2 separate regions of the Homo sapiens genome follow, and region 2 is linked to region 1. The links are chromatin loops, found by intact Hi-C in ENCODE. Cell type or tissue: MCF 10A. All regions are shown on one strand. Each heading gives the region's core, and the rest is flanking DNA. Links, peaks and the distances in the headings are about the cores only.

The links. A loop is a pair of places that touch in the nucleus more often than their neighbours do. Peaks named below come from ENCODE experiments on the same cell type or tissue, not always from the same donor. Only the 100,000 strongest peaks of a DNase experiment are listed, where the experiment ranks them.
Region 2: it touches region 1 in a loop (2.7-fold over the local background); 3 of 110 quality-filtered maps call a loop at or near these places.

The regions. Positions count from the first base shown.
Region 1 is chr14:95,931,799-95,937,975 of GRCh38, reverse strand. No RefSeq gene overlaps it. Among named protein-coding and RNA genes, the nearest start is that of TUNAR, 58 kb to the right of the region's middle. RefSeq lists a silencer at 2,457-2,657. In MCF 10A, for the core only: no CTCF peak of the experiment used is centred there; no DNase peak of the experiment used is centred there.
Region 2 is chr14:95,780,772-95,786,948 of GRCh38, reverse strand. No RefSeq gene overlaps it. Among named protein-coding and RNA genes, the nearest start is that of TCL1A, 70 kb to the right of the region's middle. In MCF 10A, for the core only: no CTCF peak of the experiment used is centred there; a DNase peak (open chromatin) is centred at 2,628.

The DNA.
Region 1 (6,177 bases), core at 820-5,819:
GTTGAGGCTGCAGTAAGCCATGGTTGTGCCACTGCACTGCAGCCTGGGTGACAGAGCAAGACCCTGTCTCAAAACAAATAAATAAATAAATAAAATGGCAGGTGGGTGTTGCTGTCCCTATTTTCTTGAAGTTCATTTTTCTTTTGAGAGGAAAGGTGTCCTGGTATTTTTCTTTATCTTACTTTATATTACATTGTAGACATGCAAGCTATGCATGTATAATAGGTGTTCATGGTGTTCATTAAAGATTTGCTGGCCACTGGCTAGCTGGGTAGAGAGGTGACATTTCCATGATAAAATATGCCCTAAGTCTGATATTTCATTCTTGATTGGTGTTCTTATTAGGATGATTTCAACTGCATGTAATAGATGGCTCCATTAAAAGTGGCTTAAACAAAAAAGGAACCATTTTGCATAACCAGAAATTGGAGTGGATCCAAAAGCAGGGTAGAGTCAGTGTTGTTTAACTCAGACACTCAGGTGTCATCAGAGCCCCTGGTCTTTTCCATCTTTATGTTCTGTCATTTTTTTATGGTAGCTTTTATTCCCAAGCTTATCTCCTCATAGTCACGAGATGGCTGCAGCACTTCCAGACATCACAGATAGACACCAAACTTCAGTAATACAAAACATCAAACCACATTTACATCCTTCCTCTTGAGGTATCCCTTTGGAAAGTGATGACACCCTTTCCAGAAGCTCCCCAACAGATTTTCCTTCATGTCTCACTGGCCAATAAATTATGCCCTATATCCGTTCTCAAACCAGTCCTGGCAGAGAAATAGGTTTATCATACTGACATGTATCATTCAGAATTCATGCCTTGGGGCTGCGGATAAAAGGTGAGAAGAAGGGAGGAGTGGATTTTGGGTAGCAGCAAAGTTCGCCAATTGCCTTCAGTGCACTGGCTCTCAAGTTAGCTACGTCCACATGCTTTACCATCTCACAGGAGCTAAGCAGGTCGGTGTTGCTGTCCCCATTTTCTTGAACTTGAATTCAGGCAGTTGAAAAGTGATTTGCCTGAGGTTGCCCAGAGAAATCATAGGACAGTTGGGCTCGGAATCTAATTGATTCCAAGTTCAGAACCCCCATGGTCCCCTGAGGGGAAAGCACTCTTCCTACAGTTTATGCAGAGGTTTTGCTAAAGCAAGAAAAACTTCAGCATGGAAATAACTTGTTAATTGGAGGAGGCTGCAGAAAAATGTATTCCCTTGCTGGGTTTAACCTTGTATTTTAATAAACTGTTTAAAGGAAAGAGAAACGGTTTCCTATCGGCTGTTGAGAAGTCTGACTCTGTACTGCTGAAATATTTACTCTCCTGTAATTGCTGGCCATCTCTCAGGCTCAGGCAAACTGCTGCACAGGAGAAAAGAATTCAGCAGTGACTCAATGGGACTTCCACAGGAAGAAACTCCTGCCAGTGTCTAACCGTGGTTTGCTAAGGGTCTCCTTGGGAAGCTCATTGGGGATTTATTTCTCGGCAGGATTAATTTCTTTAGTGAGAAAGTCTCAGCTGCCTCTTCCAGAGGGGGTTGGTGGTGGGGGGAGAAGGGGGGTAGAATTTTGGTTACTTTCTATGTGGCATTTTCCTCCTAAGTGCATGGGCTATGCTGGCAAGTAGCTTTGGATTTGAAGGCATTTTCTTTCTAATTCAGATAAATTCAGTTTATTTTAACTCCCATGTACTGGAAGCATTCACTGTATGGAAGGCCCTGTGCCAGGAGCTGAGGAAACCAGGGTGCCTGGAAGTATGACAGTGCCTGGCATGTAGTACATGCAATCTGTGTTGATAATTGGTCACTGCATGTTGTTGAGGTGCTAAGAAATAATGTGCATACAATGCTTCCCTCAGCGCTGCTTACCAATTGTGCTAAAAGTTCTTACTACCGTGCTAACAGCTAATGCTTATTGAGTGTTTCCTTTATGCCAGACACAACTCTAAGTACCTTTCATACATTAATTGACTTAATGTCAATTAATCCTACATTAATTGACTTAAGGTATGAAAGGTAGTTAGAGTTGTGTCTGGCATAAAGGAATTATAATCATGACACTATGTAACTTAATCATTACAATGACACTATGAGGCAGGAACTATTTTGTCTCTGCTTGTGGATGAGGAAGCTCAGAGAATTTGAGTAACTCATTGAAGGTCTACATAGCTGGGATTTGGAGTTAAGAGTCCTGCCTTTGGAAACTGCATTCTTAACCACCATAGCATTTTGCCTCTTGCTGTTTAATATTACTCCTACTATTGTGATGTTATTCTTATTTTTCTTTTCTATTATTATTCTCACTGTGATGCTTCCCATCATAGTGATGTTTTCAAGAATAGTCTTTGTATAACTGGTACTTTCTTTTGGTTTACTTCTTGCAATTTGGGCATGGTACTTCCATGTGAGCAGTGAGTATGGGAGAAATCCTTGGTGGAGTATCTTTTCGGGAACACATATGTGTTCTATCTTGCTGTGGATGCCACTTTTCTTCTTGACAAAGGTTTTTCTTCTTAACACAGGGCAGGCTCCCAGCTGCTGCAAAATAGATCAGCACCATGGAGAGCTCCTTCCAGTCACCAAAATGGAATAAGGGTTTGTGGTCAATGGAAGTGAAATTAAAACTGTTTTTATAATGGTAAAAACTACAATTTGTGGAGTGACTTCTATGTGCCATACACTTTTCATACCTGATCCTATTTAATTCTCACAACTACACAGCAAGGGGTGTGTGATTATTCCCGTTTTTCACATAAAAGAGGACTAAATGTCAGAGGTGAAGCAACCCATTTTCAGTCGCACAGTTAGCAAGTGGGGAAGTCAGAGTTAAATCAGATCTTTTGACCTCAGATTCCTTGCTTTTTTACACTAGATAATGATGCTTTATATTGCCCTGGCAATTCAGTTGTAGGTTTCACCCTGGCTCCCTGACCAAAGGCCACTCCCACAGGAACCTACCCTTAGCTGTCAGAGCCAAAGACAACAGTCTGCAAGAGTCTGCACTGGTTGTCTCCTTCTGACCCTACCTGGCCATTCTACCTAATCACCTGGGCTTATACTCACAGACATAGCTTGCCATGATAATGGGTTATGTATCTATACTGTTTATTGGTGTGGCACTGGCCAGCTACCAGCACATACAGCAGGCACTCAACTAGTATCTGTTGAATGAGTGAATAAATAAATCAACAAGTAAGTAAGTGGATGAATGAGTGAATTGCCTTCAAAGGATCTTCCTCAAAGGCCTGGCCTCCAGCAGTTTGCTCTCCTTTTAATCTTGCCTCCTGAGCTCCAGAGATCCTCCAGAGATTTGCATCTTTGTTTCTGAATTCTGATAAAGGAAAGATGAGTGATTGGGTGGGCAGGAAATGGGCTACACAACATGTACAGGGAGTTGTTCTTCTGTGAGGTAAGCAATAAGGTCCAATAAACATGTGGGGAGACAAATCACTCCACTTGGAGAATATTGTCTTCCTTGTGTGAATGTATTAGAGATGTGTCTGTAATTTCTGTTTCTTCATTAATCATTGAGCACCTATTGTGTACCAGGGACTGACTTAGGCAACAAGGAACTGAGCCAGCCACACTCAACTTCTTTTACTCCTCTATATATTCCACATTCTCTCATTTCTTAGCTTTCTGGAATGCTGTTCCCTCTCTTGGGAATACTATTCTATCGTCTGGACCCTGTGCCTGGATAATTCCTACTTCTCCTTCAAGTCAGAGAGGAAACATTTCCTTCTGTGAGAAGCCATCTTGTAACTCTCCAAATCTGTGGTCAGTGCTCCCTGTGTCATCTTTGACTTTTCTCATCATTGCACTTCACAGGACTCTGTAATGTCATTTTCAGCCTCTTTGTCTGTGTCTTTTCAGGAGATGAGGATATGTAGATGAGGGTCCCTGATGGGCTCTCTGTTATATTTCTATAGCGACCAGCAGCAATATAGTAGGCATCTAATAGATTTTTAATTAAGTGGTTAAAATAGAACATAGGCATAAATTTTCTGAGCAGTAGAATAATGTACATAAATGTAAATTATTTATATTCTTCTCCTTTGGGTGTTGCAGAGGATGTCACCTTCTTTCTGCCCAGTCTGTTATTAAGCCATACACCCATTCCTCTGATTTTTCTATCTCGAATATCTCTTCCCACAACACCTACTGAGCACGTTTTTGTTGCCAGACATTGTTTTACACACCCTTCTTGTGTACATTAGCTTACTTGATCCTTAGAACAACTTTCTAAAGCAGGTTCTACTATTATTCCCTCCATCTTATAGATGAGGAAACTGAGGCAAACTGAGGAAACTGAGGCAAAGTCGATTAACTAGTCACATACCTTTTGTATTAGTTAAGGTTGTTGTAGAAAATAGGTAACACATACAAATTAAAGCAAGTTTAATAAAAGAGCAATATATGAGGTTGAAACATGAGACTGCCAATATTTGTTGATTTTTGACTTTCAAAAATAGCAATTTTATAAGTTTGAACTTAACGCAAATGTATGACCAGAGTTTAGGGCAAGCAACAAGTGATGGTGCAGTACCCTGGGGCTAGTAACCCAGGAAGCTGAGGCACTGCTAGGTCTGAAGGAGTGAGAGGAGGTAGTAGTTACTAGAGCCTAGAGAGGGAGCCATGTAGACAGTCCACCTGAGAGGAGATGTGGCCTTTGGTTGAGCCCATAGTGATCCAGCAGGGAGACAGGGAGCTGGGAAAACACATTTCTCAGCCTGTTTCTTCTCAGTTTCTGCAGTGGTTGCCAGGGCTTTCCATTGGTTGAACAACTGGAAGGCACAGGTCCACGGTATTTGTTGCTGCAGTCCATAGAGTTCAGCCTGTTGGAGCACAGGGCAGAGTGTGAAGGGTAGAGGGTGATTTATAGGGACAAATAGAAGACATTTGGCACAGCAAGTAAGTGAGAGTTGGGTGAAAACCCATGTAGCCTAGTTAAAGAGCCCATGCTCTGAGCCAGCATCTCTCATTTTGAACTTGGTGGAAAGAGCTGAGTCTATATATAGTCACTGCTGCACCAAAATCTCCTCTTGGGGATTTCGATGGAACTTCTCGGGAACTCAGACTTACCAATGAATTATTCACCCTTTATATTAATATTTGATTTCTAACAAAATAGCTGGTTTTAAGAGTGCTTTGGTGCAAAACGGAGCCAGTTTGAACCCAGGGCTGCAGCCTACTCTTTGCAGATCTTGTTCATCTTTGGTAGTTAAATATTTTAGTGTGTAAATAAGGGCCCATCTCAGGCTTCATAAATATTTTAGAAGTTGAGGCTGGCTGTCAAGATGATGGCACATTAATGAACATTGATGGTGTCCAACCAATGGAAGGCAACTCACTTAGATCACAAAATGTCAACTCTGGGACAAATCATGTGAACCTGGATTTTTTTCAAAACCCATACTTTGAGGAAATTTTGAGATAAAAAGCCCCAAAACACCAGGTCTGAAAGAGAAAGAAATGAGATATGTGTCCTGGCATCTGTGGCAACAGTTTTCCCTGGGGCTGAGGACAGCCTTGTTCTCCTTCCCACTTTGGTACCTTGATAGTTGATGTTTCCTCTGGCTCAAACATCTTCTACCTTTAGTACCATGACAAAATCCTACTCGTTCTTCAAGTCTAACTCTCCTAGGAAGGATCTCATGATTTTCCATCTTGTCCTAGGCAGAATAAGCCATCTTGGGTAATAGGATAGTTATATATCTGTCTCCTTGACTAGACTATGAATTACCTTCTTCTCATGGCTAGAGACCATGCCACAGGCATCTCTGGAGCCTCCAAGCCTAGCATGGTGCCTGGCACACAGTTGGTATTCCATACATGTTGGATGAATAAATAAAGGAGCCAATAAACCCTGTTATCTCAGAGGAAGCTGTCTTCAGTATTGGGGGAGGGCTCACTGAGGGTCTCTATGAGATTCCGTGGGAAGCCACTGTGTGTGTTTTCTGGGTACAGTAGGGAGCATCAGCTGGAATTCTAAAATTACAAGTGATGAAAGAGATACATGCACTTGTGCCTTAGTTTAGGCTGCTATAACAAAAAACAATACCACAGACTAGGTGAGTTAAACAATTAACACTTCTCACAGTTCTGAGGTCTTTTTTATAAGCGCAGTAATCTCTCATGAGGACCCCATCCTCATGACCTTATCTAAACCTAATTAACTCCCTAA
Region 2 (6,177 bases), core at 472-5,471, 150 kb after region 1:
GTCACTACCCCCATGAGCTCCAAGGGAGATTCCACGTTCTGGGGGACTTAATTGTTTCCTTCTGATAAATATCACGGGGCATAAAAGCTGAGAGCTGCAATGGGTGCATCTTGCACTTTGAGATGCCGCATCTCCTCGCGGAAGCATCGCTCACCACTCTGCGAGCCAGGGAGCCCAGCCCACGCTGTTGGCAGAGAGGAAGGAGCTCTGACAGCAGCTGGGACACAGTGACTGATAAGGTGCTGTCACTTTCCATCCACTGCTGTGTTCAAGTATCAAAGCACTTGGTTGAAAATGCCAGGCAGTTTCTCTCCTCCAGAATTCATCAAAGGCTGTGGGGGTTTGGGGAATAAATAGAAGAGATGCTGAAAACAACTGGAAATGTTCTCGTGAAATGATGCACTGGGGACTCCTGCACATCACACTTTTGCCTTTTCTTCCACCCCTCATATGGTGGAGAGCTTTGGGTCTCAGGTCTCAGATGAGGAGCACTTACAGACTGGATGACCTGGGGTGAGGCACTCAACCCTCTGGGGCCACTGTTTCTTCATCTGGGAATAAGAAAATCTATTTGGGTTTATTGTGAGTGTTAAATTATGGGGGAGTCTTAAGTTTTTGTGCTGAAATGACCCTTGTTAGTCAGGGATTCTTAACCCTGGCTGTACATCATACCCACTTGGAAAGTTAGTTATTTAAAATATCTTTGTCTGGGGCCCACCTCTGGGTAGTTTTATTTAATTGGTCTGGCCTGGGGTCTGGGCACTGTCTGTCTGGTTGGTTAGTTAAAGCTTCCCAAGGGATTGAAATCTGCAGCCAGGTTTGAGAATCCTGACATTGAATCTGCCTTCTCATTGCAGGTCTTAAGCATGGGCACAACATTGTCAGTTTTCTGCCTTGGAAAGATCCCTCTGGGGACAGTGAAGTTAATGGGTTGTGTGGCAGGTGTAAGATTACATTCAGGGACACCGGTTAGAGCCTTTCTGTTCACTGTGTGGTCCATGGAACAGCAGTATTGGCCCTCCTTGTTAGGCAAGCAGAATCTCAGGACACATCCTGAGCAACTACTGATTGAGAGTCCGCATTTTAACAAGATCCCAGGTGATGTGTACCGTCATCCCTCGGTATCCACAAGGGATTGGTTCCAGGACCCTAGAGCATATCGAAATCCACAAATGCTCAAGCACTTTATATAAAATGGTATAGTATTTGCATACAGCCTATGCACATCCTCCAGTATACTTTAAATCGTCTCTAGATTGCTTATCAGACCTACCTGATACAATGCAAATGCTATGTAAATAGTTGTTCTACTGTGTTGGTTTTACATTTGTATCATTTGTATTGTTATGTTGTTACTTTTGTTGTTTTTTAAAATATTTTCGGTTTGCTGTTGGTTGAAATCACACATATGAACTCATAGATACAGAGGGCCAACTCTTCATGCATGAAAGCTTGGGAAGGTCTGGATTAGAAGACCATGCACTGCAGGGGTCCAGGCTGGAGATGGTGACAACCCCACTCAAAGCAGAGAGTGGGGTTTCAGAATAGAAGGAGACATATGGAAGAAGAATTGACATGATATAATGGCGGGGCTTGGTGTGGAGTTTGGGAAAGAGAAATTGAAAACAAGAACATATTTCTTATTTGGCCCTTGGGGGAAGATAGTGTCTCTGTCTGCAGGTTAGTAGGGAAAGGCTGATGAGTTATTTTCTTTAACTCAGCTATTTTTGCACAGCATCTTATACCAATAATTAGCTTGCAACTTTTGTGTCTTATTTAGTAAGAAGCATCTACCCAAACATGCTCACTCTGGTGTAGATAGAAAAGGGCATTTTTTCATTGCAAGTTTTCACATTCGGAAACAGGCTTGTTATAGTTGGGTGCTTGCTCTTGGTCACGTACCTAGGAACTGGTGGAATGAAGCCTGAACTCAGACCTTCTTACTTCAGATCCTGTGCTCTTTTCCAAGCCTGGCAGTATTTCTTTTGTTTTGTTATTTTGTGTCCCATTGATCTCTGTTGTTGTTATTGTCCATTCACTGCTTAGTGTCCAACTAAGTCAACATAATTGATCCCTCATGGAATGCTTTTATAGAATCTCCTTTATTAATCACTGGTCCTTTAAAAAATCACTGCATATAATAGGCACACAATCAACACATAACATCTCTGGTCACCAGAACATGTGAGATTTTTCCCACACTGACCTCACAAGACTGCCCTGACTTGAGATTCCACTCTTAAGTCCAGGCCTCCAGTATTTCTGGCCAACCGGCTATAAATCGGGGATTCCCACGATCCCCTCCTCAGGTTTGAACATATGAGCATATGATGGGAATTGAGGGGAGAGGAGGGTGGAGAGGCAGGGAGGTAGTCTATTTTGGGGGTCTCCGATGCCTTGGGAGAGGTTTGGACCTTGTCAAGGGCATAAGACTACTAAATCTGTGCCTTTAAAAGATTACTGTAGCAAAAAGATAGAAGAACAATTACATCAGGGCTAGAAAAACATTTTAAAAACTTGGCTGAAGAAAAAGTCCATGACAGAAATGAAGTCAGCTGAACCAATGCTCCTGGCATAAAGAACAAAAGCAGTGGTGATCAAACTTTCAGGACCACGGACAGATCTCCTCTCAGTCCAATCCCCTTTTGCCAGAATATTGTATAAATATCTTGTCCAACTATTTTTAAGATAGCCACCATTTACTGAGGGCTAGGATCCTTGCATACATTATGTCTTTAATCCAAATAACAACCTTGAAAGGCAATGATTATTGGCCCCATCCTCCTGGGGAGCAAAAATTGAATCTCACTGAGGAATCCCTTATCAAGAGCACACAGCAGACCAACACAGCAACTTCATTTTGCTATACTGACCATTACATCAAGCTACCACCACTAAACATGCTCTAATTTTGAAGTGGCAATTAATTCATTTTTCCATTTTAGTTAATTAAAAGCACAGATCCAGCCAGGAATTTTAATTGGTCATCCAGAACTGCCATGTAGTACTGCTTGTACTTCTAGCCCCAACCAAAGGGATTTGGCATCCTTGTTCACTGTGCTGAATATTGTGAGTAACTGCAAGGATATCTATGTGGGTTTTTTTTTTAAATATTGGAATGGTTTCTAACACCCTTCAATCCTCCTTCAAGGATGCCTAGGGATGTGGGGAGCCAGAACATGGAAAGGTGAAGAAGGCAGAGCCTGGGAACCCTGGCACCCTTGTTAAGGTTTATAAATGGGTCTTCTCCAGGAAGCTGAGAAAATACTCAGCCCTACCAGCTCCTTTCTCCATCTTGGGAACATTTCCTTTCATTTTCACAGAGTCAGGCTTGTGATTATTTTCAGTTCCAATATGAGTTTGTCACTGTGTGGAGTGGAAATGAGGTGGATGTCAAATAAATACCTGATAGAGTTTCTGCCTCACAAACTGGGGAGTGTTCAGAGAACCTTCAACATCAATGAGAATTCTATTACAGTATTTTCTGGGCTGCTGTTTATTTCTTTAGTCAGAGGGTCCGAATTCAGGGCCTCACTACCTCCCCCGGGAAGCTGTCTCTAATTTCTCCCCCTTTGATGTGTTGTGCATACAGCATTTGATTAGTCTTTGGTAGAGCAACTCTATCTAATAAAGTTACTCATCTGCTCCAAGATTCTCAATGGTTCCCTATTGCCTTCCAGTATAGCTCATAATCCTTAGCTGGCTATTGAGGGCCCTTCACAATTTAGCCATAACCTATCATTCTAACCTCATATCCTGCTGCATCTCTCCACAAACATCATGGTCCAGTCACATGAGTTTAATTTCTATTCCACAAATTCATAGCTCAGGATGTGCAAATTGCCTTATCAGTTTCTTGGCACATAGGCCACCCCAATGTAATAAGAGGCTTCCTCAAAAACACCATTGAAAGCAGTCTGCTGGCAAGACAGAAGTCAGAATCTTTTGTAATTTTATCATGGAAGTGACATCCCCTCAATGTTGCAGTGTTTTGTTTATTAGAAGCAAGTCACTCAAGGGGAGGGGATTACATGAGGCTGTGGACATCAGCGGGTAAGGACCACTGGAGACCATCTTAAAAGCTGCCTACTGCAATTCCTGTTCAAGACCTACCATCCCTTTAAGAGTTAAATCAAATTATATTCCTCAAAGATCTTTCTGTATGTCCTAGTCAGAATAATTCCTCTCACTTCATAACATCCTCGTTCTACATTGCTTTATTTGTCCTTCTAGAGGAACACTTGTATTAATGCCTATATTAGAGACACTTGAAGATGTCTGTCTTTACCACCAGTTTGGGAGCCCCTGGAGGGCAGGAATCACATCTGTTTCTGTCTCTGCATTTTACGCAGCCTAATGGAAGAGAGGTGTTGCGTAAATGTTTGCTGAAGTGAGTTGGCCAACTCTTCTGCTCCTTTAGAAATAGCTTTTAGCCTCCAATTTCAAACACAGAAAATAATTCACTGACAGGGTGTATATCTTGGGAGATAAGGGAATATATGCTTTTCTCAGAGTTTAAAAAATCCAAGATTTGACAGGTTAAGAAATAGGAGTTTGCCATAAACTGGAGCAGAGAGAAGCAAGTTTCTCTGAAGGCGTTCATGTATACAATATATGACCATATATAAAAATTCACAAGGTAATAATAATAATAAATAATGCTTACTATGCCAAGTGCTGTATGCTTTACCTACCTTGGACCACTTAATTCTCACAATAGTCCTACCATGTTGGACAACTTGTCCCCATTCTACAAATGAGAAAGGCTAGACTTCAAGAGGTAGGTAACTGCCCCGAGATTATAGGGTCTTATGACAAAGGCTATGCTCCTCACTGCTCCCCTGGGTGCCTTTTTCTTATTTTCTTAAATAAAGAATTTCCTTTTTCTTATTACTATTGAAAAGCTGTAATTTTACCACAGTGAAGTTAGAATTGCACTGGGCCAGTTCTGAAGCATAGCTTCATGAATGACACATAGGTCTGCATGTCAGGAGAGCTGAATTTTTGTTTTGGTTATATCCCAAACTTGCAGTACAACCTAGGTCTGCATATCAGGAGAGCTGAATTTTTGTTTTGGGTATATCTCAAACTTGCAGTACAACGCTGGAAAGGTGATTTGCTGTCTCGGGATCTTCTTTTCTAAAAACAGATGCAAATTATGTAATATCTAAGGTTCATCACAATTCTAACAGTATATAGGATTTAATTATAAACCATTACAGATAATTTAAATTGTATTGCTAAAATATACGTTAAAATCAGATCATTGCTATTTTGTCAAAATCCCTCTTGTTTGTTTATATATGTATATATATAAAGGAGGAACCATTTAAAGTTACATTTCAAAATGTCATCATGGAATAAAGAGACTAAGCCTCAGTGATATCATTTGGGATACTTTTTTAATGAGGTTTTTTTTTTTTAGAAAATCTTGTCAATAAGTCATAACGGACTATATTCCCTATTACAGACCCACAGGTTTCATTACGGACCATTTAGGAAGATTAAAGAACACTCTCTCTGGAGGGGACTTGAGTCTCAGAGCATCTAGGACATCACATTAAGCATCTGAAATACTCATTTTCGGTTTCTAACAGTGGATTAATGAATCTACAAAGAACACACTTATTAAAACCAACATATGCTGAGGGATAATAAACCTAGTCCACATTTTCATCTGTCTCTTTCTGCCTGTGAATAAAGGGAAAAGGAGCGTGAAAATTGAGTTGCTGTCCTACCCAACACTCTTATCTTCCTCGTTGTGTGTGATGGTGGGAAGTAGTGTCATGGATTGGACACTGGTCTTGGGGTCAAGTACACAGGGTCCAAGCCCTGACTAAGCCATTCACCTTGTACAAATCATTTGACCTTCTGTAGGCCTGTTTCTTTCTCTTCAAAATAGGCTACACCAGAGATTTTCAGAGTGTGCCCCTCAGAGCTTGAGGCATTTCTTCCTCAGTGCTTGTGGGAATGCTGCTGGGTGATGACCGGATGAAGGGGTTTCTCAACATTAAATGTTGTTGTTAGAAAACCACTGGCTGGTTGATGTGTAGAGTCTTTTCCAGTTAGATTTTGGAGGTGATAGGGAAATATCTATTGATGTTTCTGTATTCTTGAATTTTTGTTCTTGTTGTTGTTTTTGTTTTTGTTTTGTTTTGAGATGGAGTCTTGCTCTGT